Regions from separate parts of the Mus musculus genome. Here all the other regions are linked to region 3. A link is a loop called in an ENCODE intact Hi-C map of the cell type or tissue named here. Cell type or tissue: heart. All regions are shown on one strand. Each heading gives the region's core, and the rest is flanking DNA. Links, peaks and the distances in the headings are about the cores only. Region 1 has its middle 13 kb from the start of Asb2. Region 2 overlaps Asb2 (ankyrin repeat and SOCS box-containing 2). Region 3 overlaps Unc79 (unc-79 homolog).

Region 1 (10,327 bases), core at 3,298-5,797, 230 kb after region 3:
CAAGAGGTGGCCTGCCTGCCGGGACCTGTCTGATAAAGGTTTGGGAACTTGTGTAGTGGGGGCTGTCTGTGGGCGGTCTGTGTGGAGACAGTGGCTGGAGCAGGGTGCTTGGGTGGGGAAAGACAGGCCCTGGGAGGTGAAGGATGCTAGAAATTTCAGGAGAAACTTTAGGGCAGAAGAACCAGAGAACCTGATCAGCTTCGAGTGACTCAAGCCATGCCTTGAGGGACTGGAGGTCCTCTGGCCACTGGTAACATCTATGGGCCTTGACTCTGGACCTCTTGATGGGCCTAAGCACAAGGAGCAGGGCAGGGATCTCAGGCTATGTGGTGTCTGAGACCTTGCCCACACTCACTGTCTGCACCCAGCCTGGCAGAGTCAGTGCTCTGTAAGTATTCAGGGACAGAACCCGAGGGCTAGGCAAGATGGCTTCCTCTGCGCTGGTCCCCAAGAGCTGGCTGCCAGACTCTGCCTCTCCTAACAGCCAAATCATCATCAGGCTTCCTGCTCTCTCGACCAACGGGGCACAGGGAGGGGTGATGAGGCCAGGTCAGGCTGTTTCTTTCCAGTTCCTCCTCCTCTTCTTTGAGCTGTGTTAGTGGACTGGTCTATCCTGGGTGCGGCTCCAGTTGGGCAGATTCTCCATAGGTTCTTCCTCTACAGCTCTGGCCCAGGGATAGTACCACCCTCTCTCAGAAGCCTCGACCCTGCTCATAGCTGTTTTTTTTTTCCTGTGTAACTTCTCTTTTGTTGCTTGTGCCTATTAAGTTTTGAAGGTAGGACCATCAGCTAAGATACAGAAAGCCTCGTTAAGATTTAATTTCAGAAAACCACTATTGCAGCGTAAGTATATCCCTGAAGTTGCATAGGATATGCTTATGCTAAACAGTTAACCTGCTGCTTCCCTGCATCCCTGCTGCTTACCTGCATCCCTGCTGCTTACCTGCATCCCTGCTGCTTACCTGCATCCCTGCTGCTTACCTGCATCCCCCTCACCTGACTGGGTAGCCAGTATTTTTCATTTGAAATCTTATTTTCAGGGACCCTGACTGATGTGTCTTAGGTCACAGGAAACTGCTAAAACCCTTGATTACAGAACAGGCAGGCTCAGAAGCCCAGAGCCCCAAAGCATAGAGATAGTGTGGGTGGCTTAACGAAAAATGAAGACACAGCTGCTCCTAAGTATGGTTGAGCAGAGGGTCGTTCTTGGAGATACGAGGAAAGGCACAGTCAGAGGCGCCTGGGCCAGTTCAGATTGAACAGAACCATGACAGAAATGGGGGGGGGGGGTGAGAGAAGAGAAAATAGAGAGAGGAGGAGAGAGGGCAAGCCCAGGACCAAGAGAGACACCAAGAAAGGGCATGAACAAAATGGCTGGATTATACAGGAATCAGAAGCTGGGGAAAGGGGAGCCCAGCCTCTGGGTTGGAAGGGTTTAGGATACAGCAGTAGAAGGCTTTCCTGTGGACAGGATCCATGGTCTAACGGTAGGGGTAGGGAATAAGGAGATAGGAGAGTAAGAAGACCCGTCAAGACATTCCTCTCCATAGCCTAGCTTCCTCCCCCAGAATGCCATGTGACAATAGGGACAGACCCAGAAGCAGGCACTGGCCGTTGGCAATGGTATAGCATACTAGGAAGCTAGAGGGGTGGGTTAGGAAGACCTGGAGCCCTTCTGTGGACAGTAAGCTGGCTTTGGTGTCACCTTCTAGGCATGTGACTCTCTAGGCCTCAGTCTCTCAGCCTGTACAGTGCTCAGCCTGCTGACAACACTCAGAGAGTGGGTGTCAGAGGTAGACAGAACCAAAGACCCTGCCTTTGAACTCATCGGGATTGCTTGCTGGGACAAACGAATTCCATGATGCATTACTGGGCAAGCGCCATGAAATGATTAACCCTTAAAAGTCTCCACACGCTGGTTCTCCTTCCATGGATCCAAAGCCCAGGCCTTCACCTGTGGATGCTTCTGCTGTCTGACAGATGTGGGTATCCCTCAGCTGTGCCATCCATCTTTTAACCGGAAGAGGCAAGAGCTGGAGAAGGCATGACAGGGCCATTTTCTCACTGACCTCACTCCACATAAGCCACTTCAGGTAGGCTGGGAGCGGCTTTCTAGCTCTGTTCCTAGGAAGAAAAGGACAACAGCTTGATGGCAGCCACAGGGCTCACCCACACTCCTGTGCTATCTCTAACAATACCCAACAACGTGGGAGGAGGCCCTAGAAGGATACTCCTCTGTCCCTTATATGACCCCATGACAGAGAGCTGTCAGGCAGCATCATATTGAGCTCCCTCAGAAACAAAACCTGGGACAAGGACCCTGTGTGTATTATTCTACTTTCCATTGCTACAGCAAGATAGCCAAGGCCGTGTGGTTTGTAGAGAGATTTACTTAACTCACATGGCTGTCAGCTGACTGTCCCTGATTGGGGAGCCCCATAGGCTAGCCTTTAGTAAGGACACTCGGTTAGGTCTCTCCATGGCCAATGGCATCATGATGGGCATACATGCCAGAGGGAGAGATTACACGGTGAGATGGGGGAAGCCAGAGAGAGGGGGGCGCATCAAGGATTAAGTTATTTCTTTTCCAACAGCTCATTTTGATCAGGGATCCCATGAGAACCTTGCCAATCTCTTGGGGCAACATCCCTAATGACCTAACCACTACCATCTAGGCTCTACTACCTCTTAAAGGGCACACAACCTCACTATTACCATGTACTACTGCTGCTGCTGCTGCTACTGCTATTACTACTACAACTACTGCTACCACTGTTACTATTATCACAGGGCTTGCCTCTGACACATGAGGATAAACCATGTCCAAACCACCTCACGATCTCACAAAATGCTGTAGAGGGGGAAGGTAAGAGACAGAAGGTCAGCCAAGAGCCTGGCCTCAGGTGACTAAGTCCCCATAGATCCAGCACCTTTGATGTGTCATGAAAGAAGGAGCTGAGCCTTGGGACTGAGTCTTCTCTCTGGTACTTCAGAAAGGCAAGGACTGACAAGTAGAGGGCTGGATTGTGTACACAGTGCTCAAGGCGAGGGGACAAGGACAGGCACCTAAGGTCTGCTATGCTCACCAGACATACAGGAGGGCAAGGATCAGTTCAGGCCGATGTTCATACCCCGTGCCTCTGGTCTCATGGCTCCTTCATGTCCATGGAACCTTGATGCAGGACTATAGTTTGTCCCAATTCATATGGAAAGCAGGGAGTGGGCCGAGGGTAGCACCTGTAAACTACCTACTGTGTGCAGAGCCCAGCTCCATCCTCAGCCAGCCAGGGGTCTAGCAGCTGATGCCACGGAGTCAGATAGAATGTTCTCTGGAGAGTCAGCTAGCCCCTTGGCTTTGGCGGAGTCCGAGAACCATGTTCCCAGGTCAGGGACAGAGGCAGCTTCACACTTATTATAGGAATCACAGGCTGAACAGGAATGATGAGCAGATAAGCAGTACACAGTCGTGTCTAGTACTGGGAATGCCATCGAGCCCAAGTACAGCAGCCAAGGGCATTGATCTCAGGGTCCTAAAGCCTCTCCCTAGGGTGAATGCTGTTCAGAGAGTGGAGATCCTAAGCATACAGCTTCCAGGGCCTTGTGTGCTCAGCTGGGCATGTGGGTGGTCCTCCCGACTCCCACCTTCCCCAGGAAGCCCCCGGGGTTTTAGCCAGATCTGAATGTCCTCCTGGCTCAGGGATGTTTGGAATTGAGACAGGTTAGATGATAGCCTCACCACTCACCTTGACTTTGCTTCTTATGCAGCCACTGAGTTTCTGGAGACACAAAGCTCTTGGCTTTGGATTCTTAGTGTGTCACATGGGGTTCTCCCTAGACCAAGTTGCTGCAGGTCTGCAGTCTGGGAGGGCTTGATGCTGGCCATTTCTCAGGGCCTCATAAGGCCAAGGTCATGGCTGAAACTCCTATCTCGAGGCCCTAGGGAGATGCTGTCCAAAATTCTCCAGCGTGTTGACAGAGCTCTGGTCTTTTTGTCCTGCCCACCATTGGCAGGGGTCATTCTCAGCTGCTGTGGCTGCCATGGTCTTTGTCCACCACCTCTGCTCTCATAGCAGGAAAAACCCACTCTCCATCCTCACTATCCCTCAGGCCAGATTTTGGAAGTCAGTCAAGAAAAGGGGCTCGGTTGTCGAAGGTTCCAATGTGCTCAGGTAAACCTGGGGAGACTCCTTTTCCTCAAATTGACTGGTCTGTGTCCTTCATCGAACTTAAGAAATCCCTGGTCCCATGGGAAGCACGTGCAGGTGACCACAGCCTTAGGACTCTGGGAACAGTAACGGGTCGTTTAGGAACTGGCCTTCCTCCTTGGTTCCCAGAATGCCCTGCTCTCCCTTCTTCCTCACCACAGCCCCCACGTGACCTCCTCACTGTCTCTCCCCACAGTTAGGATTTTGGAGTACATTGGGAGCCCTAAACGTGATAATAAAAAGGAGGCCTGGGTCTAGACCACCCAGGGAGCTGGTAAAAGCCACCCAGGTCGGGATGCTCATCCAAGCTCCAAGCAGCATTATTTCCCAGGGCTAGGGAGCTGCTTCCCAGCTCAAAGGAAGGGATTGCAGTCCTGGGCTGGGTATGCTGCGGGGGTCTGGGAAAGCATGCAGGCGCCCTCTGGTGGACTCTTTGGGATCTGCTCTAATGGAAAGGGTAAAAGTCGGTGGGAGAGCCCGAACAGCTCTGGCTTTTCTCCAGTGTGGCAAGAAAGCATTCTAGGCGGGGCCCCATCTTCACCAGGGAACCATCATGGTACCAGAGGTGGGTGTGTGCCCGCACCAGCAACTCCTTTTTATCACGGACGCAGGCGCCGTCAGCAAGACTGTGTGGGAACTGTCTGCAATGCACTATCTCCCAGGCTTAGCCAAGAACCGGCTCTAGGCGGCCTTGTTCTGACCTCCCCCAGGCTCCTAGGCTCCTTGGGAGCTCACAGCAACCAGCTCCTATTAGAAGTCCCCTAGGTACCTTGGTGCCACAGTTGGGACTGATAGGGCAATTCTAGTTACCGCGCAGGGAGAACAGTTAATGCGGTGACAGGGTGCCACACCCAGCCGTCTTGAGCTCTGCAGTGCACCTCAAAGAGCCTTGACTTGGGCTTAGTGAGCCCTGAGTCCAGACTCAACCCTGCGATGTGACCTTGGGATGGTCACTGTCCATCTCTGAGTTTCTGTTTCCTCTTCTGTGAAGGAGAAATGCTAGCCCAGGCTCCCAAGGACCGCTCGGAGGACCCAGAGAGGAAGTCACCACCATCATTGCTCCAATGAGATCTAGATGGTTCCTGCTTGGCTTCAGCATTGCCGGGGGTAGTAAGGTAGACGGCTGATGGTCACATACACAGCCCAGGGAGCTGGCCTCAGTGATCCTGAAGAAGAGGAGGCAGACACACAGACGTTGTGGCAGGAGCTTAGCTGGTTACAAGCCAAGTGTGAACTGCTCTGACCTGCCCCTGTCCTTTGCTCTGACCCTGCTTCTGCCCTCCTCCTGCTGTGGCTGTGACAAGCCCCTGCTCTGCACCTGCCCTGCACCTGTTCTGCCCTTGTCCCAGCCTTGCCCTGCCCCTGCCGTGCCCCTGCCTTATCCCTGGTCCTTCTACTCTGATTTTGGTCCTGTCCTGTCTTGTCCTGTCCTGTCCTGACCAAGCCTTGTCCCAGTACTTTCCCTAGTCTTTCCCCAGGGAAAAACTGTCCAAGGAAGTTGAGGCCAAGGATGAGACTGAATCTTAAAGTAAATCAAGATGTGGGGGAGTTGAAGGGAGAGACAAGTGCACACTCCTTTATTCTCAGCCCTGCTTTGATCTCAGAACTTGGCTTTGTTATTGAGACACTATAACCCAAGCTAGTTCCATCTCACTGTGTAGTTAGTCCAGGCTAGCCTTGAACTCATACCGTTATGCTGTCTCATCTTCTCAAGTGCCAGGATTCAGGTAGGGGCCACCACATCCTAGCTGTAAGCAGCTTTCCAAAACAAAGATCCATCTCTGTCACCAGCACCTCTGTGGCCTTGGGAGTCCCAAAGGAACTGGACCCATTGTGGCTTGGGGGCTTCACTTTGGTGTTTCTCTCCCTTTCCAGGTTCAGTGACTAAGAAAGCAGAGACCAGAACGGCTCATCTGGTTTGCTTAGTAGTCCCTCAGAGATTCTACTCCAGTCATTGTGAGCACTAGTCAGACATTATCCAGCCCTCAACCCTTGAACTGCCTGCCTATTGGAATGATATCTGGCCTGGATGTTCCCTGGGGAATCAAGACTGAGCTTCATGCTGTACTGGGTGCCCAGGTATGGTACTGGCTAGCCATGGGACCCTGAATATGTCTGTGTGAGCAGCCAGCTGCTCAGCTCTGAGTGGGGAACACAAATGCTGATGTTACCATGAGTGCCACAGAGGAAAAGGGTCCAGGTGCCTGGGTTAGGCTGCCTAGTGGCGATATCTTGCAACCTCTGGCAAGCTTGGTCTCAGGCTCTCAATTTCTCTTTCTATGCAGCAAGGAGGTTATAGGTATATGGAAAGGGGAACAGTAACCACACACACACACACACACACACACACACACACACACACACACACATGCAGCTTACACACACACATATATATATACCTATACAAATAAATGTACATAAAACTCATACTTATATAATTATTTCAACATCACCGAAAATAAGAATTGTTGCTGTGATGGCTAGCTGTAATTGTCAACTTGATGCAACCTCAAACCATTTGGGAAGATAGCTTCAGTTGATGAATTGTCTGCTGTGTCAGGTTGGCCTGCAGATATCTCTGGGTGTGTGTGTGGGGGGGTTGTCTTGATCATTTTAATCAATGTAGGAAAGCACAGCTCATTATGGGTGGCATCATTCCCTAGGCAGGAAGTTCTGACCTATCGAAGAGTAGAGAACGCTAACTGAGTTCAAGTGAGTAGGCAAGGAAGGAGCCATGCATGTGTTCACCTCTCTCTGCTCCTGACTAAGGATGCGCTGTGACTGTTTTAAGTTCCTGATGCCTTGACTTGGACACATGATGAACTGTGACTTGAGGTTTTTTGTTTGTTCTGCTTTACTTTTGGTGTTTTGGCCAGAATGCTTATCACAGCAACAGAAACAAAAATAGAGTATGTATAATATTTACTCCATGTTAGTTAGGCTCTCTCAAATCTCCTCACAAGCTCTAAGGTACAAAGAGGATAGGTAGGTAAGGACCTTTTCTAAGGTCAGCCAGTGGTGGGCTGGGGCTCCAACCCCCATCTGATTTAATAGCCACGATGAAGGTTCTGATGTGGGGAAGGAACTCTGAAATCCCAGCTCTTCCCTGGAGGTGACAAGGTGTCACAGGTGACCTCTGGTGGGGCTCAGCAGAGAAATGGCCCTGGCAGACGGATGGGGTTGGGTGGGGGTGCCACAGCACTGCAGAGCAGGCTCATGGTGGAAAGTTTCTGAATTCAAGGATTAGTGGGAGATATGGACAGGATCTGGCCTTGAGTGCTGAGCCAAGGTCATGTGTCTCTTTGTAACAGACACCTGTTGCACCTGCTGAACCTGCTCCGTCAAACAGGACATTCCTGTGCTCGGCTCTTAGGCTCCTAAGATTAGTCTGCTAATCCTCCTCAGTCACCTCCTGCTTAGTACGATGTCATGCTTTCATGGTGTCCCCAGCCATCAAGTGGTATGGCCTGTGCCCAGGCTTCTGTTGAGAAATCAGGAGGTAGAAGGTGCACTCAGAGAGCCATTGGCTCTGCCCCACGGTCCTGGAGTAAACCTGGTCTGACTGCCTAGCTCCACTCAGTGACAGGGCTCTATGTTCTGTCTGTGTAGCTGCTGAAGGGGGCATCTGTCCATCTGACTTGGATCCATCTCCACAGGTTGCAGAGATGGGAGGAATCCCAGGTAACCCTGGTGGACACCATGGTGGATCTCCATGGCAAACTCTTCACAGCCATCCAGGATGCCCCACAGCGCCAGGAGCTCTTCTCTCAGATAGAGCAGGCCGTCCTCCAGAGCCTGGAGACTCTAGCAAAGAGAACCATTGTGCCGTAGGTGATATTTAAAGCCTAAACCACTTGCCCTGGATCAGAGAGAATTGGAGACCCCTTTTTACAGGAGAGTCTAGGTGAGGCTGTCTTCTTTGATCCTTGCAGGTGTCAGTCCAAGACCAATCTCTGACTGTCTATGTGGCTCATGTGTACCCTCTCTGAGCCTCAGTTTCCTTATGTGTCAAATGGGGACGCACAGTAGGACGAAAGATCTTGTGAGATGCCAAACAGCAACCTCCTCCAAAGCGTTTAAAAAAAAAAATACTGCTTCCCCACTTTCTCCTTTATGGCTATCTTATAGGGAGGAGAATTGTTGCCAGAATGAGGAGGTGGCAGGTGACAGAAACTGCCCAGTTACACTGCCACCGGGAGCCAGAAGGTTGGTTGGCCGATTGGTTAGTTCAAGACTAGTACAATGGGATATTTGCAGAGCCTCTGCCCCCTAGTGGTAGTGATCTGGAACTGCGCCACCTGGTAGCTTTTCTTTGGAGAGCATCCTGTGTCCACACTGGGCATTTCTTCCCACAGTACTCAGGATTATATTTGTCTTTTACCGAAGGTCCAATTGTTTAGTTCCTTATGACTCCTCCTCACTCCTGATTGTGAGTTAAGAACTTTGCGTGAAAGTGTGGCTTGTTACCAAGTTTTAGGGAGCATTTTAGCCAGAGTATTCTTGTCATTTGCAAGTTAGCATCGGGGAAAGGAGGCCACTCGATCGGCCCTGTGTCACCCCAATTTACATCCTGGTGTCTGTCTGCCTAGCATAGCCCCACAGCCAGTATGGCTGAGCCTCAGTCAGTCCTGAGGCTGTAAGTCTGACTCTGTCCTGCATCTCCCAGGGCCTTCTGTGTCCGCCCACTCACTCAATAGTGGTACAGAGTTCCTCTGGGCAGGACCAAGCTCTGTGGATACCCCAGAGAGTCTGGTAAACCAAGATGTTCTCACCCCTGTCACCTCAGAGCCTGAAGATCTGACTGTGCCAGCTGCAGAAGAGATGTCAAGGAGAGAGGTGGGCAGAGAGAAGCCAGAGTCCCCTTCCAGAAGGGACATTTGATATCCCTTTGATATAAAATCCATCTTTGATATTTGATGCATACTTGTATGCTGGAAGCTACAATATGAGTTCAGTCAGCTAGCAACCAGCGTCACCCAATATGCCATCACACACACACACACACAGAGGAGGGGGGAAGACAGAGACACAGAGAGAAACAGAGAGAGGCTACAAAGAGAAACCTAGAGACATAGATATATAAATACGGATGCAAACACACACATGCGTATAAACTCATGGAAATACAGACAGGCCTAATCAGACAAACAGACACATACGAACAGCAGACACAGAGCCTGTGCATCCCACTCTCTTCTTGGTGGCCATCAGCTTTCCCGGGTGTCCTTTGGGATGGGCAGATGTTTGTCTTCAGCTGGGAGAACTGAGGCCAGCTCTGCTAATGCCTATAGCTGGGACCCACCTGTTCTATCCTAAAGCCTGGCACCTCATTCAGTCTTTCCTCGAACCTCTGCAACATTTGTGGCGGGCACAGTAGTTTCTGGGTGTCACTGTATGCTATTCTGGTCATCCTGCTGTCCTGTGCTCAGCACACAGATTTAATCGAGGACCTGGGATTTTGGCACTTCAAGGCCCCTCCTGGTCTGAGAAATGTATTCTGGCTTTCTCCCTTCACCATCCATGAGCCACAATGCCCCTCATCTCTGCCTTTCAGCTCCAAAGTCAGGGAGGGCCCTTGGGGCTCTTTGCTTAAAAGACGCCAGAGTTGAAGTCCAGTCTGGAGGCTTCTGTTTTCCAAACAAGGGGCAGAGAGAGGAGCTGGGTGGCAGAGTAGAGACTCTCTGCCTGCCCTCCACACCCTGTGTTTTAAGACAGAGTCTCAGTATGCGGCTCAGGTTGACCTTGGATTCACAAATCTCCTGCCTTGCTGACCAAGTGCTGGGCTGGCAGACTTGCACCTTTATATCCAGCTGTGCATTCTCCTCTCAAAGCTGAGAGGCAAAGCCATTGCATCCGGCCATGACCTTAGAAGACTAAGTCCCAGGCCACCAACGTGCCAGAATGAGGTCCACTGAGTTCCTCAGACTCACCCAACTCTGCACCCATCACCCAAGGAAGAGCTGATGATTCCAGTCAAGAGGCCCAACTGAGAGGGTTCACCCAAGCTCTCTTTGTAAGGACTGTTTAGGCCGTGTAGCAGGAGGAGCTTCCACGAGCTCTCAGAGTGGAAGACTGACTCGGGGGTGGTTCCAGGTAGAGGACACTCTGGCTGGAGTGATACG
Region 2 (10,327 bases), core at 4,184-6,683, 210 kb after region 3:
TAAGAACAGGGTGCCCAGACCTTGGCCCAGCCCGTGGGATACAGGTTAACTGACAGCAGCAAGGAACAGTGTGACTTAGTGTAAGCATTGATGGTTGTCAACCTGGGGAGAGGGCTAAGATGGTTCATTTCCCACTTAAGAGTCACTTCTGCTGCGGCTAACCTTAGCAAAACCTGTACATTAAAGTTGTTAGACAAGGAAGCAGAAATTCTGAGGGAGTGGGCGACTTTCCCGAGGTCAAGGTCACATAGGGGTCACTGGCTGCTGGGAACGCTGAGATTTGAGGCCCATGGCCCACAGTCACATAGATCCCACCTGTTTCAGCAGCTTACTGTCCCCCTCACACCCCACCTCTAACACACACAACCTTGGCTGGGGGTGGGTGAGGGCAGTAAAAGCCTCTTCACAACGTATGTATTTCTTTCCCAAGCACATGAAGAGCAAATTACAAGCACCTTTCTGGCTGCCCCTGCAAAGACAGTGTCCCTAGATCAATCTTGCCCCACCTGGGAGCCACTGGCCACACGCAAATGTGAAATACACGGGATTTTAAGAGCTTGATAAGAGATAAACATGAGTGTGTGTGTGTGTGTGTGTGTGTGTGTGTGTGTGTGTGTGTGTGTGTCTCGAATGCCATGGTACCTAAGTGGAGGTTAAAGGACAACTTGTTGATTCCCTTCTTTCACCATATAGGTACCATGGCTCAAACTCAGCTCATTCGGCATGGAAGCAAGCAAAGTTACCCACTGAGCCTTCACGTAGCATTCTTACACTGGTGGTGAGTACAAATGATGATATTTAGAAATAAAAAATATATAAATTGTGTGTCATGCTTGTACATGCCTGTATATGCCTCAGCAACGAGGAGACCAAGGCAGCGAGATTCAAAGTTTGAGGCTAGCCTGGGCTTCACCATCAAGGTCCAGATCAGCTTGAGCTATGTAATTTGGCCTTGCCACAAAACATACGTTTTTATAAGATGATGTAAAACTTCACTTGTTTCTCCTACTACTCAAGTGGCACTGTGGGCTATGTCGATGGCTTTTCATGTGGCCTCAGGTCATACTGTTAGAAAGCCCAGCAGCTGGGTAGATGAGGTGGGAAGGGGAGAAGGGGAGGGGAGGGAGGGGGAGGCATGGAGAGCAGGCAGGATGAGGATGCCAGGCAGACTTCTTTTGCCTTACAGGTGTGTTTCCTGTAGACAGAGCTGGAAGCACTAGCCCCACTGAGCAACAGTCCCCTGCATCCAAGCATAAATCAGTCAGGCAAGGCCAAGCCTGGACTTTGGAGCTAGTCAGTTCCGAGTTCCTAGCCTTGTGACCCTGGGCCCATTAGTTGGCCTTAGGCTTCAGGTTCCTTATCATCGAGACCTTAGGGGTGTCCTTAAGAAAGTTCTTAAAAAACGAAAGCTCAGGGAGCCCGCCCTGAGAGAGCAGAAGTTCCACACTCGTGGAGTCAGCCAACTTCAGATCAAAAATATTTGAAAAACCCGTCTGTAGTGAGCGGTACAGACCGTCTTTCTTGTTGGCTGTAATGTTGTTAGTCATGTGTCATTTGTATTTATAATAAAAATTGACCTAGTGGTGAGTTAGAACACTTAGTGGGATTACATAAGCTATAAGCAAATACTGTATCTTATGTGAAAGACTTGGGCCACAGGCGTCCTGGATCCCATCCCACTGTGACCCCAAACAGTGACGTTAGATGACAAATGCAGGCTGCTAAGGCGTCAGAGACCAGGGTATTTTGATTCAGGATGAAGAGCCCGGGGCATATGAAGCTTGAGGTGCCCAGGGGTGCATGTACCCTCCATAGCTTTCCCTCACTTACCTGGTCCATGGGTGGAAATGTCCTGGCTGGTGGTTGGTCTGAGAGGACGCGGAGGCCTCAGCAGGGGTCGGGCCCCGAGTCTTGTCTGCCAGGCTCTGCTCGATGGCCATCTGGAGCAGCTCCTCCTCGCTCAGGCTGCTGTATAGGCTGTATTCCTCATGTCCGATGGCACGTTGTCTGCCCCGAGTGGAGATCTCAGTCGCCATCTCGGCCACCTCTCCTCCAGCTTCCAGAAGAGGGACTCAGCAGTAGCCAGCACACAGCAGGTGACAAATCCCTGTGAGGAAACCGAACCCTCAGTCACCGAGTGTTTCACAAGGCAGCCATGTTTGCCCACAGGGCAGACTGTGCGGTTGGACATTGTTAAACATGTGCGTGTGTGCTTGCGGGTTAGTATGTACACCTGACTGTGGATGCACCTGAAGGCCAGATGGTGACAGATCTCCGGCAAGTAGATTTACAGGTGGTTGTGGGCCACCTGATATGGGTGTTAGGAACCAACCTGGGTCTTCTGCATGAGTAGCAAGTGTTCTTAACCACTGAACCATCTCTCCAGCTCACTCTTTTTTTTTAATTCATTCATTTGGCCATGGGGTCTGTCTAAGCATCCACCCATCTTCACAGCCATCCATCCACTCAACTATTCACCAACCCCCTTGTCCTTCAAACTGTCATCCATCTACTCATCCTCTCATGCATCTGTCTAGCCACCTACAGCTATGTCCACCCTTCCTCCTACCCTATCTTCCCATCCATCCTTCCATTCACTCTCCTATCTATCCTCCCATCCATCCTCCACCCATCCTCCCATCCATTCTCCCACCCATCCTCCCACCTATCCTCCCATCCATCCTCCCACTCACCCTTCCATCTACCCTCTCACCCACTCTCCCACCCATCCTGCCACCCATCCTCCCATCCATCCTCCCATCCATCCTCCCACTCACCCTCCCATCCACCCTTTCACCCACCCTTCCACTCATCCTGCCATCCATCCTCCCATCCATCCTCCCATCCACCCCCCATCCACCCTCTCACCCATCCTCCCATTCACTCTACTATTTACTCACATATCCAAACATCCGACTATCATATCCATCCATCCCCACTGGCCAGTATGTGCACTCAACCACTACCCGCTCAGCTCTTTCATCCAGCATCATTCACCAGCCTATCTGACCTTCCAACCATCTATCCATCTACTCACCTATCCACCCATCTGCCCACCATTCATCCTTCTGTCTGTCCACTTCCTCAGCCACATATCCCCCATGCTCTTACCCACTCCCTTTTAAACGTATCTATGCAGAGATCTACCCACTCACCATTTCCATTCCAGGAAGCCTATCTATCTATACAGGTATGACGGCATACATTAACTGAGAGATTACTTCTTGTGCAACTACTCTGGGTCAGGCACCCTTCTGGGGACACAAAGATCTCAACATCCTGCCTCCTGCCTCACGAGGCCACACCATGTTGGGCACATTCCTCCCATCCAGTCACAGCTGTGTCCCACACTGGCACATCAACGCTGTTCTTCGCCGTGGGAGGGCTGAGAAGGCCTCGGATGAGTCAGACATGGGCTCATGCTTGGGCTCTTCTGGTCTAGTTAAAGCCAGCCATTACAACAATTTCATTACAGGGACTCTCTTCGAAAAGACACAAATGCCTCAGAGAGAGCAGAGCAGGCAGACTGAAGCTCTGTCAGCAAATAAAATCGAATCAGCCTGACTTGTGATATTTACTGGCTTGCAGCAACCCGACCGCAGGTCAGTAGTTCTTAACCCTGGCTGAGCACTCAAGTCACAAGAGGCTTTTGAAAAACAACCCCCCTTCCACCCCTCCCCCCAAAGTGCCAGCATTCTACTCTGGCAAATATTCACGTCCTTTCCCCCAGAGACAGTCGTCTTTCTTCTTCCCCTCAGATACTGGGCCTAAGTCCTTGTGATTTGCTCTCCCAAGGGGAAGCTAGTGGGGACGACACACCAGGCACATGAGAGATCTCTTCTTGTCATGCCCAGGGGAACTAAGAATTTCCCATGAGACCTGCTTCCTTGCAGCCTGAGCCCCAGAAGTAAGAAACACTGCAGGCTCCTGAGGGTAGGCAAGCTCAACCCATCAGGGATGCCTGTCTAGTTGATGAGACACGCCCACTCAGCCAGTTCGAGGTCAACAACTACTCCCACCACGAACTACCCTCAAGTGAGTGGCAACCGCTGTGGCGCAGCCCCCATTTCCAGCTTGCAGCTCAGAGAGTCTTTCCCACCTGCAGGTATGGATCTTGGCTACCAGTGCTTGGTCTAAGGACCGCTTTGCTGTGTGGCGTTCTTGTGGCTCTGGCTAACTGGTACCCAGGAGACGGTCCAGCACATCTCCAAGAGGACATCCAAATGGCCTACCGCCAAAACACCAAGAGGCAGTCACTTTATTAGTGTTGCGGGGTTCAAATTCAAAGCTAAAGCAACACAACCTCCCCTGCCCCACATGGCTCAGAGGAAAACAGAACGTGTAAGGGCCGCGGAGTGCATGGAGTCACCACGGAGAGTATGGGGTCACTGGGAGCTGTAATGAGGATTGAAACAGTGCTGAAAGATGGATGAGCCTTATCTCCTGCTAGTCCTGGGACCTCCTATGTACGATTGTGTGTAATGTTGGGGACCACAGTAGAAGATCACCCTCTGGGTTTTCTATGAAGAAACACAGCAGGGTGAGCGTGGCTGGAAAGCAGCCACCCTCTTGTACCCAGCGCCTTTGGCCAGGGACCTGAGTCGGTGTGAGGAGAGATGTGTTGTGTTCATAGAAAGCACAGGTTCTCAGGAGCCCTCAAGATGCTTGCCGACCGGATTGCTTGCAATGGACTTACCAGCCTACAGAATTCATAAAATAGTTTCACATTCCTGTCAAAACCCCAGGACCTAACCAAAGGTCAGGCACACAAGAAGTAGTTAATAAGTGCAGGAGAATAAACAGTAGAGTCAGAATAATGTTTAATTCCCTGGAAGGCTGGCTGGTTTCTGGACTGGGGACCTCGTGCTACCTGCTCTAACCTTACCCTGCCATCTGCTGGACATGTCAGGAATTGCAACGTGGCAAGTAGATGGTTTGTAGCTGTGCTCACAGGATGCTCACAGGATATTATAGCAGATGTGAGACATCATCTGACACACAGCGAAGGCCTGGAAAAGATCTGAATATGATTTGAAGCTCCCTGGGGGCAGCCTCCACCTGCTCTTGTTCATTCAGGACCTGCCCTGGCTGGAAGTTTTCAGAGGGGCTTATGATGGCCTTACATTCTTCCTAGTTTTCCTCCATTTAAAATAAAGACAGGGCAAAGAGAAAAGATCTCCAAGCCAGCCTTCTCTTTCTGTGAAAAGGATGACTGTCAGCACCTAAGCTGTCCCCATGTCCACTGAGCACTGTGGTATGGCAAGATCTGGTCCAGCCTGATGCAGACTCCCCCCCCCCCCCCAGTCCCTCCACCTTCATCCAACCTGATGCAGACACCCACCCCTTCACCCTCCAGTTGTTCTAGACCTCCGGGGTGGGGGCACCTGCATGGCATCCCTTCTCCTCACAGTCCCAGCTTCACTCCGTACAAGGTGACCATCTGTACAGGAAGTGGGGGCCCTCAGGGGGGTCTTGAGTTACATAATGGTGCAGGGCACATGGCAGGCACAGTATGTGGTTTTCAGTTTGGGGGTCACCTATGCACTGGAGCATGTGTGTAGAGGGTGGGCTGCTGTACTGTGTTCCTGAGCAAGGCCATGGCTCTAAGCCCCATGTCACCTCAGAGCTGCACTGCCAACCAGAGAGAAGGCCCCTTGCCACCAGTGTGCACACTCATGTTTGCTGCTGTTTGGCTCGAATCAGGGATGTGCGGTAGGGGTGTTGTTTTTCTGCCCAATGGCAGGTAAACTAGTCACATCTAGGGAGGAGGTGGCAGGAGAGGGGCTAGAAGGCAGCATTGACTTCACACAAGACTCTGGGCTCACGTAACTGCTGCTTTTCTTTTTCCGCTCTTGCATTTGTATGCAATAAAGAGAGAGAGGCTGTGTGTGTGTGTGTGTGTGTGTGTGTGTGTGTGTGTGTAGTGTGTACCAGTGTATGTGGGCTCACATGTGTGAGTACAGGTGAGGTGAACATGTATGTGTGTATGTAGACACAAGGGTGACATCGAGTGTCTTGGTTTAATTTACTGATACAGGGTCTGTCAATGAACGCAGAGCTGGCTAGCTTGGCCATGGGTCCCTGGATCTGTCTCCTATGTGCTCAGACCACAGGTCTCCCATGCCTGCTGGGTTTTTACATGGGTTCTGGGGATCCCACCGCCAGTGTTCATGGTTGTGTGGCAGACAAGATACTCACTGAGCCATCTCCCCAGCATGCTCCCCTCTCCCCAGCACCCCCGCCCCACTGCCTTTTAAGGTTTTAGGGGAGGCTTGGAGTGAGAATAAAGACTTTGTAGTTTTAAAAGATTCTCTTTAAGTATATATTATATGTGCCTACATGATAAATATATGCTTACAAATGTGTATGTACCATACTATATACATATATCATACACATATGCATGTATATGTGTACAGCCAGCTCAGAATCTGTGGGTTCTGCCTCTATCACTTCAACTGACTGAAGTTCAAAAATATTCAGGAAAAATGTTCAAGCAATCATGAGCACGTGTAGACACTGTTCCTGAACAACAGAGTGTGACGACCACCTTTGTGGGGGGCTGTGGGTGATCCAGGGATGGTTTCAGTGAGCACAAGAGCAGGTGTGCAGGTCACAAGCGTCTTGGACTTTGCTATCTGCAGGTTCCAGGAACCCATCCCAGCAATGCCTAACAGCAGCTCTGTATGTAACACTCATGTGTACGTAGTGCCTACTCATTTATTGTGAAAGTTTCAGGGTCTCCCGAATGTCCCAAGACCCTTAACCTCAAGTGACTTTAAACACAGGCTGCTTGGGCTAGCCTGGGGCTGAGGAGGAAGTGGGAAGTTACTTGGTGGTCACCTCCCACCCTCAGTACTCAGTTTTATTCTTTGCAGAGGTCTGCCAACCTTCACAGGTCTTCTGTCACCCGGAGCATCTCATGGGAGGCATGGAGATCTGTCCTCCTTGCCTGGCTCTCCGACTCTGATACTTTAACAGTAACAACCAGGCTTGTGCTTGTGGCCCCTGAAGAGTGCTCAGTCTCCGTCCTAAGCAGAGCCCTCTGACCTCTCGGTCTGTGCTGGTTAGTTTTGGTCAGCTTGACACAACATAGTGACACCTGGATGAGGGACTCTCAACTGAGGGACTGCCTCCATCAGATTGGCCTGTGGACATCAGATTAGCCTGTGGACATTTAATTGATGGAGGAAGGCCCAACCCACAGTGGGCAGCACCTCGCTGGACAGGTGGGTCTGGGCTGTGTAAGAAAGCAAGCTAAGTAAGTCAGCGCAGAGCAAGCTGATAAGCAGTCTTCAATGATCCTTGCTTCAGTTCCTGCCTTCAGGTTCCTGCCTTAAGTCCCTATACTGGCTTCCCTCCATATTAGACTGTAATGTGGAAGTGAAAGCCAAACAAGCCCCAGCCCCAAACCCAGGACAATGCACCAATTGTTTTCACTCAATATCTTTATCACAGCCACAGGGAAACAAGCTAGAACAGCACCTGGGGAGTATTCCCTTCCCATTGTACAGATGGGGAGACTGAGGCCCAGAATGTAAGTGGCCAAGGGCACTTTTTTCATCATGCTCCCCAGTCCTAAATGCTGAAGGACGATGGCCAGAATTCTGTATTAGAGTTTTACTACTGTGATGAGACACCATGACCAAGGCAAGTCCTATAAGGACAACGTTTAATTGGAGCTGACTTACAGGTTCAGAGGTGCAGTCCATGATCATCAAAGTGGGAGCATGGCAGCATCCAGGCAGACATGGCGCAGGAGGAGCTGAGAGTTCTACATCTTCGTCTGAAGGCTGCTAGTGGAAGACTGGCTTCCAGCCAGGTAGGATGAGGGTCTTAAAGCTCACACCCACAGTGACACATCTACAATAAACAAGGTCACACCCACTCCACACCTTCTAATAGGGCCACTCCCTGGACCAATCATATTCAAACCATCACAGGACTCTTCACCACACCTTTTCTCATCCTCTGGCTAAGATGAGACTCAGGTCAGAATCCCAGGGTGGGCCTTTGACAACTGTATTGTTTGTTTTTCTGTTGCTGTGACGAAACACCATGACCCAAAGCAACTTAGGACAGACAGAATTTATTTTGGCTCACAGTTCCAGAGGGGTAGAATCCATCATGGCGGGTAACCATGGCAACACAGGGCAGGCATGGCACCAAAAAGAGAAAGGAAGCTGAGAGTTCACATCTTCAACGACAAGCACAATGCAGGGAGAAAACCGGAAGTGGGGTCATGAGCTCTCAAAGCCCACGCCAAAGATTCCCTTCCTCCAGGACAACCTCACCTCTCCACAGTCCCGCCCCACCCCAAATGGTGCCACCAATCGCAGACCACGATTTCAAATTTATAAACCTATGGGGACATTTCTCATCCAAGCCACCATGGCAAGGGACAGGGCTGAAGGGCCTTTTTATAGACCCCAGTATACAACCATGTGATCATCAAAGGAGCTGGCATTACTTGCAAGTAGTCTTCAAGACCCAGCCTATTGACCTTCCATCATAGAAGAGTGAGAGGCCCGCCTCTGAGGTATCAAGTCACTACCCTTGTACATCCTTTCCAGTCATATGCAACTCTGCCCAAACTACACACCATCTCCTGTTTGCAGAAGGAGCTAGCGCAGAAGTTCTCAACCTGTGGGTCGAGACCCCTTGGAGGGGGGGTGTCAAACAACCCTTTCACCTGGGTCACCAAAGACCATTAGAAAATTTGGACTGATATTGGTAGCAAAATTATAGTTATTAAGTACCAATGAAAATAATTTTACAGTTGGGGGTCACCACAACATGAGGAACTGTGTTAAAGGGCTGCAGCATTAGGAAGGTTGAGAACCACTGTGCTAGATCGCTTAGACTGTGGAGGGTTAACAGCAGGGTGACTCCATCTACACAGCTATGGGGAAGTCTATGCTGGGGTGAGACTTTCTACTGGTGTGGCTGCTTTGGGATCACCCACACTCCCGTAAGTGACCGGTCGCCCATGCTCTCTAAATGATTCATTGGTTGGCCAAGCTGGACTTGGGTAGAGTCGTGCCTTGGACTGTTGTCAGAGACCTATCTGGAGTGAGTGGACACTTGCTGGTGTCCCTCCAGGAAAAGCACATGGGACAGGCCTCACAGCTTCTAAACGCAGCAGACCCAGCTGCTAGTCTCAGAGCCTTGATCCTAGTCTCAGCCAAGCTTGTGACTTTGGGGTGTCAAGGCTTTGTGCAGTCTCAGGCTTGGTCAGTGGTTGTCAGAGAATGCAGTCAACACCACCACACAGGACTCTTCTCCATTTGTACGGAGGAGAAACTGAGGTCCAAAGAGGTCCCAATGGGAATTGATCTTGCCCAAAGCTAACTCTGCCCACACTCCACCACCAAACCAGAGAACAGAAAGTAGAAACCGAGGCTCCATCTGGAGTGGAACACCCTTCCTTCTCTTTGTCCAAATCTGGGTCTCTCTCTCTCTCTCTCTTTCTCTCTCTCAAGTCATCTGGGTTAGGTCTGGAGTATATTGGGAAAAGCCACCTCATAAAGACAGTAAAGAAGAGGGTGAGAGACAGGGTGGGGGAAGAAAAGCAGAAAGAACAATAATACTTTTCTGGGTTTTGTGGCAAATACTGTGTTCTAAGGAGACAGTCTCCCCAGAGCTAAAGGCCACCTGAGGTGTTGCCTGAGAGCAGTGGCTAAGAGGACTCCAGGAAGCCTGGTTTCCCCTCATACCCTCAGCCCCTAGGCTGTTGCCTCTCCAGGACTGGGTCACCTTTGTCTCAGATGCCAGAGTGCAGGGCCTCACCCCTGCCTCCAGGCCCTGCAGGGACTGGCAGTGTCCCAGGCTCTTACACTGAATCCAGACACATCAGTATGGCTCAGTCCACCGGGCTAGACGCAGGATTCCAGGGCCCTGACCCAGTTTCTGCCTAGTCTCTAGAAATGCCGAGCTCTGCCATCTGCCAGCAGCCTGAGGTGACAGTGATGGGTGGGCACGGCTGGCCACTCCTCCCCCTGCAGGCAGCCGAGGACTCTGCAACTTAGAAGAGGGAGGACTCTGGACAGGCTGGAGACAATAAGTGTCCCCTGCAGGGGGGTTCTTAAATCTAGTCTGTGGACAACACTTAAAGACGCCCTAAAGGTACCAGGGAAAGGTCCTAACGGTTCACAAAGATGCTGACTGCCACTGCGTCTGGCCTGAAAACTGCAGGGGCTATGAATGGGAGCCCTTGAGGTCCGGGAGTTTAGCCTTGATTCTTACTTTCAGCATCTCATTGCTGCCCAGCTCCAGACAAGACCTTTAACCGCTCACAACCTCAGTTTCCAAATCTTGAAAAAAGGGT
Region 3 (10,327 bases), core at 3,517-6,016:
CAGATGGAGTGGCTATATGGTGGCCATCTCTTTGTAGCCTTAATTTGCATCATCCTGATGACATTTTTTTCAAATGTTCATTAACTGTTTTATATATCCTGCCTGAAGTGTTCACTTAAATGATCTTTTCCATCTTTTAAATTGGGCTGTTTTCTTTTTACTCTGGAGTTGTCAGACTTCTTTATATAAATATTTTTAAGACTATCTTTACCTAGGCTGGGCTCATTCATTTTCCCAATGCTATAATTTGCCAACAAGGTTTTTATTTAGATGAACTTTAACTTATCCATGCTTTAAAGTGTATGCAATTATGGATTTTTATTGTTTAGCTGAGAAAACCTTGTCTTGCCTGCTTCCAAGTCGTGTCTATTCTCTGCTTTCTGTTAGGGTGTGCTTTCTGTTATTTTCTTCCAAACGTTTCATAACTTTAGCATTTAGATTTATCTCTTACATAATCCATCAAAATTACCTTTTATACAGTGTTGGGTAGGGGTAGAGACATTCTCTATATTCATATAAAATATCCAGCTATGTAAGCACCTTCTTGTTTTAAAGACTCCTCCCCTCGTTGGTCCACTGTGATGTGTGTTAAACTCCAAATTCCCTATATAGCAGTGTAGCGTGTATCCATGTAGATGGTGGCGTGTATCCATCTGGTTCCTTTGGGCTCTACACTGATCCTTCGTCTAGTGTGGTGGTTCTCAACCTTCCTAAGGTTTTGACCCTTTAATGATGTTCTTCATGTGCGATGATTCCCCAACCACAGAATTATTTTGTTGCTACCTCCTAACTGTCATTTTGCTACTGCTGGGAATTGTAATGTAAATATCTCATGCACAGGATATTTGATATGCAACCCCCAAAGGGGTCATGACCTGCAGGTTGAGAACCACTGATCCGGTGCCCCATGGTCTGGATTACAGTGGTGAGGCTTGGCATCAAGTAGCCAGGGTATTCTTCCTTCCTTCTTCCCTTCCTTACTTACTTCCTTCCTTCCTTCCTTCCTCCCTCCCTCCCTCCCTCCCTTCCCTTCCCTCCCTCCCTTCCTTCCTTCCTTCCTTCCTTCCTTCCTTCCTTCCTTCCTTTTTCTCTTTTTCTAAAGATTTGTTTAGCTATGTAAATTCGTTAAATTTCCAAATTAGCTTCTCCTTTCTTTCTGTTCTGCCTTTTCGAGAAAGTATCTTGCTTTGAGCCCTGGCTGTCCTCAACCTAGTGGGGATTCTCCTTTCTCTGTCTTCTCACTGTTGCTATAACAGGCATCAGTTCTACACTGTGTCCAAGCTTCTCCTTCTTTAGGCAAAATGGTTATTGGAGTTGACAGTGTATATTAATTTGGGAATAACTGATATATATATATATATATATATATATATATATATATATATATATATATCCCTCTCATTAAGTTTTAAGTTTCTCTCAGCTATGATTTTGAAATGTGTGCCCACATATATGGAGGGTGTCATCCTTAGGAATGCCATCTAGCTCCTGTGAGACAAAGCCTCTCATTGGTCTAGAGGCTCCAGTTAGGCTCGACTGGCTGGTCAGTGAGCCTCTGTGAGCCCCATCTTCACCTCCCCAGTGCTAGGATTCCCAGTGTACAGTACCAATGCCTTTCCCGGTTATGAGGATTCTCGGTTCAAACTCAGATCCTGGAACTTGTAAGGCAAGTGTTGTCCAGGCTGAACCATCAACCCAGCCCCGGAGCCATGTTCAGTAGTGGTCTTGTACAACTTTGGTTAAAATTTTACATTTTGGAATTTTGTAAATCTTCTGTTTAAACTTTAAACTTTAAATTTTGTAAATCTTTTGTTAAATCTTGTTAGATTGACCCCTAAGAATTTTATACATGTTAGAAATAATGTAAATTGAATTTTTTTTCCTGGTTTTTGAGACAGGGCTTCTCTGTATAGCCCTGGCTGTCCTAGAACTCACTCTGTAGACCAGGTGGGCCTCAAACTCAGAAATCTGCCTGCCTCTGCCTCTCGAGTGCTGGGATTAAAGACATGTGCCACCACTGCCTGGCATAAATTGAATTTTAAAGGAAATAATTTTCAATTTTTTTCCTGGTGGATAAAGATTTTTCTGGATTAGTGTTGTATCCTAGCTTAATTCACACATAAGTTCTAGAAGTTTCCTAGACTTCTAGACTTTATAGACTTTTTACGGTTTTATTTTGTTTGGAAAACATTATATTACCTACCAAAATATGTTTTACTATCCTCCTTTCTGATATTTTGGGGGTTTTGTTACTTTATCATAGTAGGTAGAGCCACCAGTACAATAAGGGATGTGGAAATGGCCGTTCCTGTTTTGTTTCCTGCCTTCACAATCTCATTCTGGTTATGTGTTAGCCAGGGATTTTTTTTGTTGTGTTTTGTTTTTGTTTTCACAGACACTTTTTTTAAAAAACAAACTGTTTTCTTCTATTTCCAATATGTTGAGTAATTTAAAACTCATGTGTTTTTATTTTAATATGTTGAATCACATTGATTGATTTTTTCTCTTCTTTTTTTGTGTTAGCAAATGTGTATATATGTGACGTGATGGTTCACATGTATGTGAGTGTGCATGTCTGTAGCTGTGCGCATTGGCGTGTGGAGGCCCACAGTTGACATCAGGAGTCCTCCTTGGTCATCCTCCTGCCTCATACTTTGAGGCAGGGTCTCTCCACCAAGCCTCAGACCTTGCTATGCTGCTAGTCTGGGTAGGAAGCTTGCTCACGCAGAGCATCCTGGAGCTCCATCCTCCGAGGCTCAAGCTCTAGGTGGTTCACTGTGCCCACATGGAGGATCTGAACTCTGGTCCTTCTCCTGGCCGTTTCCCCAGCCCCTATGTTGATTGTGACGTTATTCTGGCATTCTATGGATAAACCCTATGTGATCATGATATATTATCCTTGTCATCTATAGTTGGATCCAGTGTCCAGAGGAATACTGTGCTGTGTTTTTCTCTTCCTGTTCCTTTGTGTTTGTTTGTTTGTTTATTTATTTATTTATTCAGATTTATCTGATGTTAGTTTTAGGGCTATGGGGGCCTCATGAAACAAATAGCCAAAAGTTTCCCTTGTTCTGTTTATTTATGTCAGTCATAAGTTTAGGGCTCTGTTTTCCCTGGAGGCCGCCTTTGACCTTTGAACCAATGTTCCAAGGTGGACTTGGCATGATGAGGCAGAGGCTGATGTACCTAGCTTAGGAGAGCTTCTTGCCCTTCATCCACTTGGGACCTTTGATTTCTTCCTTCTGGTAACCTACTCCCCTACCCAACCACCTCAGGAATTATTCTCTCTGCTGCTTTTGTCTAAGAGACAGAGCCATGTAAAACCCTCAGGTACTTTTTGTTACAAGTGCCAGCTCAGATGCTCCAAGAAAACATGGCGGATCTCCCAAAAGAAGTGAGGATATTCTCACTGCATTCCCTCAGGGCAACCCTCTCTTGGCCTTGCTAGGCTCTTGCTGATAACTCTTATCCACTTCTAGACTTTGTGGCCTTTGAAAGTCACTGGCTTTGGGATACTCAGCTATACTTGGAGAGTCCTGGAATAATTCTGCTGTCACTTTGGCACTTTATGGATCTGTCTGAAAAAAATTGTTATGAAGTATTAGGTTTGACTATGGGTAATTTCATCTCTCTGGGGGAAACTAGCAAGAAAGATAGTGGATAAAACTGTGGCGCTCAGAGCCTAACCTCTAAATCATTGCATGCATGCTCGTTGGTCTATAGCTTGTGTTGTCCTCTCTGTTTGAACGCAGCATGATGGTTCCAGGCAATGCAGCAGGTGTGGCCAAGCAGTTCCTGCGCTGCATCTTCCATCAGCTGGCCCCCAATGGCATCTTCCCTCAGCTCTTCCAGAGTGCCATCAAAGGTAACTCATCCCCCCACCCCCACCCCAGGACCCAGACACCACAAGCCTGGCCAGTCCCCAGAAAGCCTACTAAATCTGATCATTTGCTTTATAGATGGGACTTTTTTAAGGACCTTAGCCACATCTCTCATGGACTTCAACGAGCTGAGCTCAATTGCTGCCCTCAGTCAGCTCTTGGAGGTAGGTTTGCGTGAAAGGTACCCTAGGTCCCAGGCAAAGTTATGTACCACATCTGTCTCCCTCCCTGAGGCACCCCTGGACTGCTTCACGGTGAAGTGTTGTATCTAACATAGAGAAGTCCCAGACTGCTTCACCATGCCCAGGTGTTGCTAGGAAGAAAGCAGCGGCTGCTATTATCAACAGCTCCAATCTTTACTTTGGAAGAGTCTTTCCAGCAGGCGTTGTTCATTACCTTCTTAGCACCCATCCAGACCCATTCTATATCCTTAGAGAGTTCTTAATTCATGATCCCATTTTATCTTCAGGACATAAAGATCATTAGTTTTGCCCCTGCCGTTTTACTAAATGTAGCTGGTTTCCCTCTGTATTCCTTCTGGCTGTTAGAGCAGTCAGCCTGTGTAGCAGGCAGCCCATCGTGTTTATAGTGCAAATATTTAAGGTTTCTAAGCAAACCTTCTCTGGGTAGCTTTATGATTCGTGTCCTGTTTCAGCAGTTGATTGCCTATGCTTTTGTGTTTTTAGGGTCTAAATAACAAAAAGAATTTACCAGCAGGGGGTGCTATGATACGCTGTTTGGAAAACATTGCCACGTTCATGGAAGCTCTGCCCATGGATTCTCCTAGTAGTCTCTGGACCACAATCAGCAACCAGTTTCAGACATTTTTTGCCAAGCTGCCTTGTGTTTTACCTCTGAAGGTGAGCTCAGCCCAAGTTTTTTTTAGCTTCCATTACTTTCTGCCCATCTGCTTACAGAGACCAACATGCGAAGCACGGTCGGTCAGGTGATCTGATAGAGCCCAAGAAGCTAGGGGAAATCTGTCAGCTAGAGGAGAGAGTTATTTAGGTCATCCACTCTGCTGTCGGCAGCATGGAGTGGGTACTTTGCTTGCTGATAATGAAGGTACCCCGTGACCACGTGGTTTTTAGTTGAATGCCAACCGACTGTGGTTTGTTTCTTTCCTTTCTTTCTTTTTAAAATTTGTGTTTGTTTCATTTTCAGCGAGGGAGCTAGAACTCAGCCTCCTGTGCATGCTAGGTAATCATCCTATTACTGAACTATATCCCCAGTCCTTAGGTGGGCTTTCTGCAGAAATGCTCTTCTCAAGTGGATATCCAATAGGCAAGGAAATTAATAGCTTATCTAAAAGGAATCCAGACGTAGGTAAAGTGTTAGCTTTAGAGAATTATTTAAAGTGGCATGTGTTTTGTTTTGTTTTGCTTTGCTTTGTTTCGGTTTTTCTGAGTAATGTTCAGGAAAGAGCAAGATGATATTCAGTGGTTAATCTGTAGTTCAAGGGTCATTGTCGTCAGGGGCCTGATAATAAAAAAAAAAAAAAAAAATAGAAAAGGAAAGAAAGAAAAGCAGGAACTTGTTTTATTAAAGCGGGAGAAACCAATAAGACACATTCTTCCTGTATGTCATCAAATAAAGAGTTGTACCGTAAGAGAGGAGGTGTGAGTTGTAATTGCTCCATGGAGGTGGGGAGAAGGTTGGAACTCACGCCTCCTGACTCCCAGTCTAGTGCTCCTGTATGACTGCACACTGCTGTAAACCAAGAAAGCCGCAAGCGTTTGTATCTCCAGGACCGGGGCCAGGAGGTAGCCAGCCTTGGCAGAGCCACTTCTTTGTCCCTTTGTCTCCACTAGAGTTGTGTGACTTCTTCATGTAACTCAGATAAAATTACTACAAAGCAAAGTCGAATAACTTGTTCATCTGACCAGTGAAGTCACATGTTGGTACTTCTGGAATAAATGCCTCATATGTATAAGATGTTGCAGAGGTCAGCTAACCGTGGCAATCACAGTTGTGGAACCAGTGGATGCTAATAAGGATGCTGATAAGGAGCTGGTAATTCGGAGCCTTTAGCTTGCCGAGTGCTGTTGCTAGGGTTCAAGGGGACTGTGGAGAGCAGCCCAGGTTTCTGTATCACCACTCTCTGGGTTACCTGTTTATCCATAGCTTAAAGTAGATGAGCAAATCCAAGCAAAGAGGACTAGTCCTGGGCTAGCTAGATAGCTCAGGGAGTAAGGGTGCTTGCCACCAAGCCTGACAATCTGAGTTCAATTCCCAAGTCCCCCACAATGGATGGAAAGACTGATTCCCAAAGATTTCAAACATCCATATGTGTGCACACACACACACACACACACACACACACACACACACACACACACACACACACACACACACACACGAGCCATTCAGAAGCACCTATCCCGATAATGAAGATGCTGAACTCCATACTGACCAGCAGGGGGTGCTGCTGCTGTAAACAACTGGCATGCCTAATTTGTGACAATCAGCTGCGCCTGCAGGGACTCCACCCTTAATGAGTTGAGTGGTGTGGTGAGAGGCAAGGTACTACGGAGAACGGAGCCCCTTGACAGCGTTAATGCATGGCACCTATGGAGGACTGCCCTCCTCTCCTGCTGATGGTGGCTATGTGGGAACAGGCCTCAGCATACAGATCTTCCCCCAACTAAGATGACATTTTCTGGCTTTTAAGTCACTAGAGTTTGGCCTGATTAGCAGCTAGTTTTCAGCTCCTGCTTTAAAGTAAGTAAATGTCACACCAATTCTGAAGGCAATTGGCATATTGAACAGGCCGAGGTTCTTTTTAAAAGATACTTAGAAAATGCCGTCAGGATTTGTGTAAGAGCGTTCCCTGCTAGGTCAGATCTGAGAACTGATTCCGTTTTGTCCTTAATCTCTTGGGAAAGTAATACTCTCCACTGAAAAGCTTGCAGTTTGCTTTTGAGAAGTCTCATTGAAGTGGATCTTGGACTTCAGGGTGCACCGCAGCTCCTGCTAAACACAGGGCCACGACTGGTCAGAGTTTGGCCCGAGGATTTGCATTTGAACAAATGCAAATTTCAGGTGACAGACGAGCTGCAAGTCCTGGGATCCAAGATGATTCCCTCTGGCTTAGTCTGTACTGTGTGGAAGGCTTCAGTGCAACCTTGTAGAAATGTTGCTAAGGATATGCTTGCAACAGTAAAGGGCAGCTTATTTGTGCTCTGCCATTTCCTCCCAGTCTCTGTAAACACAGGGATTTTCAAAGCACATTTTCATGTAGAATCTTGTTTTTTTTTTTTTTTTTTCTCAAAAATTTTGCTACTTTTCTCCAGGTTCCAGGTCATGTCTTTTCCTGACAAAGGGAAGATGGCTTCACCCCCTAGGGACTGGGGACAGGTAGCTCAGCAGTGCCACACCCTTTTTCTATGCACAAGGACCAAATTTAATCCCTAGCCTTGTGAAATGTTAAAATAAGAAACAAATCCCAGAGAAAGGATGATAAAACTGGATCTTATTTGGACTAAAGATTTCTATAAGGTTTTGCTTTGCCCCAAAATAGCTTTTCATAATTTAGTGTACCTCCTTAGACTAGTATACATTTAACATCTGCCTACTTACTTCTGTGTCTACTTAACATCTTTCTATCCACCTGTTCATCCGCCTATCTGCCCGTCTGTCTATCCATCCATCTATCCATCCGTCTATCCATCCATCCATACATTCATCTACCCACCAGTTCTTTATCCAACTTTCTATATCATTTCATTCTAGAACTGTATCTTTGAGAAATAGCTTCAGAGCTATGTTTATTTATTTATTTATTTATTTAATGATTATTTTAATTTTATGTAATTTTCTCATTGAAATCTATCTGAAAATGATTATTTTTAATATACATAGGAAACAGTCTAGCTGTAGTTACAGTAAGAATTATGTGTGCATGTGTGTGTGTGTTTGTGTATAAGTACATGAGGGTATATATGTTTGTGTGTGTGTATGTATGTATGTGTGTGTGTGTGTGCATGTTTGTGCATGTGTGTATGCATATGTGTATAAGGGTATATGTATGTGTGAATTGCTGTGAGAATGTGTTCATGTGGAGGCCAGAAGTCAGCACTGGGAATCACTCTTTAGGCATGGCCCACCATGTCTTTGAGATGGGCTCTCTTCCTGGCCTGAGCTCACTGAGTTGGCCAGGTTGACTGACCAGCGAGCGCCAGGAATCTCAATGCCTTCACCACACCTGCCAACACACCCAGTTCATTTATATGGGTTCTAGAGAGCAAGTATGGGACTTTATGCCTGGGTGGCATAAAGCCCTTTACTGTTGGAGCTATCACCCCAGACCCATATTCTTCCTTTTGCAAAATAAATGCAGGAAATATTTGAAGCAAAGGAAACCTTGAGAGTTGACTTTTCGTTTTTCATATCTGTTCACAGTGTTCTTTAGATTCCAGTTTGAGAATTATGATTTGCCTCTTGAAGATACCTTCCACCAATGCCACGAGGGTATGTATTTTTTGTTTTAAAGTACTTCAGAAAAGCTTGACTGGTTGATTATTTGATTGCTTTATAACTGAAAGAGAGGCAGATAGCAATACTGATAACCTGGCTGCAAATGGAATGACCCAGTTAGCATCATGATAGGTCAGCATCTAATATCCCGCAATGCTACTGTTTGTAGCCATTCATCCTGGTCTAGCCCATCACTCCATCCTCCAAATTATCAACTAGTTGAACCTTTTAAATAGGGTTGTGTTGGTTCCTCAGCTAAAAGTCTTTGATGACTGCTGATTTCTTTCAGGATAATGTTTAAATTCCTTGATGTGGCATACACTCACATCCCTTCTCATCAGCCCACCTTCCCAGTCTAATCCCACTACTTGTTCCATTTATCCATGGCTCCCATGCAGCTTCAAAGTCAGCATCATTATCATCATGATGACAGTGGACAATGTCTGTTGAATGCTCCTGTACTTTACACATATAATCTTAGTTTCAGATCCTCACCTTTGTTTAGGCTGTTTCCTTTGCCTGACATACTTTAAACCCTTGTCTGTACTGAACACCTTTTCATCCTTCAAGTCCCAGTTAAGGGTTCTAAATGCTCATACTATCAGTAGGAAGCACTTCCTTGATTGAGCATTTAGTATTAACACTGACAGTTTCCTGCAGTTGCCAGGAAGATCATGAGCCTTGTGGGGGTGTTCAGGACTGTTTCTCATTTCCTTTTATACCCTGCTCACATATCTTGGCTGTTTCCTGTGCAGCAGTACAAGAGCATATTTTATGACAGTGCATAATTACTAACTCATTATCTACCAACAATGCACATTTCTTACAGCTATTTACCTTAACTATACTTTCACAGAGTCACAGTTTATGCTAGCTGGTTGAGAGGTTAGTCAATCTGTGGCTATACAGTGAAAGACATTAGGCCCAGAAGCAACATGTCTAATCAAGGTCATAGAGCTAGTTTGTGAATATCTGAAACTTAAGCATAGGTCCTTAGAAGGCAAGTTTCTAGGTTTTTCTGCTGTGCCATGTTGCCAATTAATTGTTGTTTAGGTGTGTTTCCATATAAGCCACCATATAGCTTTTAATCTATAGGCACCATTTCAAAGTTTCTTTGAGGTTTTCTATATGAAAAGCATCACAAATATTTCTATAGAAGAGTACCAATAAATTAAAAACATACCCATTCTCAGGGGACAAACAACAAGTAATGAACTGCTTTTCATGTAAATATAAAAGGAACTTAAACAAGTTTTATATCTGGGTTGAAGAAACGGTTTAACAATTAAGAGTGCTTGCAGCTTTTGCAGACCCCAAGTTTGCTTCCAGGCACTCATGTCAGGCAGCTAACACCCCCTTTTTAACTCTGGCTTCAGGGGATCTGATGCCCTCTTCTGGCTTCCTCAGGCTCCTGCACACACATGGCGTGAACACCACACAAACACACACATAAATAAAAATAAATTCAATCTTCAAAAATAAGTTCATATCTGGAGCTGCAAAGATGCTTGGAGGGTCAAAGCCCTTGGCAACAAGTGTGACTTCCTGAGTTCCCATCACCAGAATTCACCTAAGAGCTGGATGCCAGACAGGGGCTTTGAGAAAGGGCAGGAGAGACTACCTAAAATAAGATGGGAGGTGAAGGATACCAAGGATAACTCCTTGGACCTCCCATGGCGTGAACACACACCAAGTACATATTTTTAAAATGTTTATATCCTCTTATTGAGTCATCTTTTTCTGGAAGTGTATTTTAAGGAAGAACAATTTGAAGTGAAAATTTCATGCAGATGTATTTGTTGAGGTGTTGTTTTCAGTGTGGCTATGAAGATGAATGGCTCTGAAGAGTCAAATAGCACTTTAATGTCTTACATTGTTAATAAGAAATGGATTGCGTATGTCTGTATGTAGATCCAAGGTTCCAACTGAGAAGAGTAGAATCCAGTGTTAGAGCTTGCGCTCTCCCTGGC

What was found. Hi-C counts contacts between places; a loop is a spot of excess contacts. Peaks named below come from ENCODE experiments on the same cell type or tissue, not always from the same donor. Only the 100,000 strongest peaks of a DNase experiment are listed, where the experiment ranks them.
Region 1: a loop joins it to region 3, with 4 times the contacts of the local background. A loop is called at or near these places in 19 of 42 quality-filtered maps.
Region 2: it touches region 3 in a loop (14-fold over the local background); 17 of 42 quality-filtered maps call a loop at or near these places.

Annotation. Positions count from the first base shown.
Region 1 is chr12:103,363,443-103,373,769 of GRCm38, forward strand. No RefSeq gene overlaps it. Among named protein-coding and RNA genes, the nearest start is that of Asb2, 13 kb to the left of the region's middle. In heart, for the core only: a CTCF peak has its summit at 4,640 (motif pointing left); DNase peaks (open chromatin) are centred at 3,929 and 4,609; H3K4me3 peaks cover 626 bases; H3K27ac peaks cover 1,083 bases; H3K27me3 peaks cover 1,016 bases.
Region 2 is chr12:103,343,826-103,354,152 of GRCm38, forward strand. Asb2 (ankyrin repeat and SOCS box-containing 2) reads right to left here. Exons shown (of 10, transcript NM_023049.1): 2 at 1,831-2,107. The coding sequence starts at 2,036. It overlaps Gm15523 (predicted gene 15523), which reads left to right. Exons shown (of 4, transcript NR_166807.1): 2 at 694-778; 3 at 3,476-3,602; 4 at 4,106-5,182. Among named protein-coding and RNA genes, the nearest start is that of Asb2, 7.0 kb to the right of the region's middle. In heart, for the core only: a CTCF peak has its summit at 4,896 (motif pointing left); DNase peaks (open chromatin) are centred at 4,912 and 5,515; H3K27ac peaks cover 656 bases.
Region 3 is chr12:103,138,020-103,148,346 of GRCm38, forward strand. It overlaps Unc79 (unc-79 homolog), which reads left to right. Exons shown (of 49, transcript NM_001081017.2): 36 at 3,753-3,865; 37 at 3,960-4,045; 38 at 4,568-4,741; 39 at 8,283-8,351. Among named protein-coding and RNA genes, the nearest start is that of Prima1, 99 kb to the right of the region's middle. In heart, for the core only: a CTCF peak has its summit at 4,594 (motif pointing right); no DNase peak of the experiment used is centred there; H3K4me3 peaks cover 369 bases; H3K27me3 peaks cover 356 bases.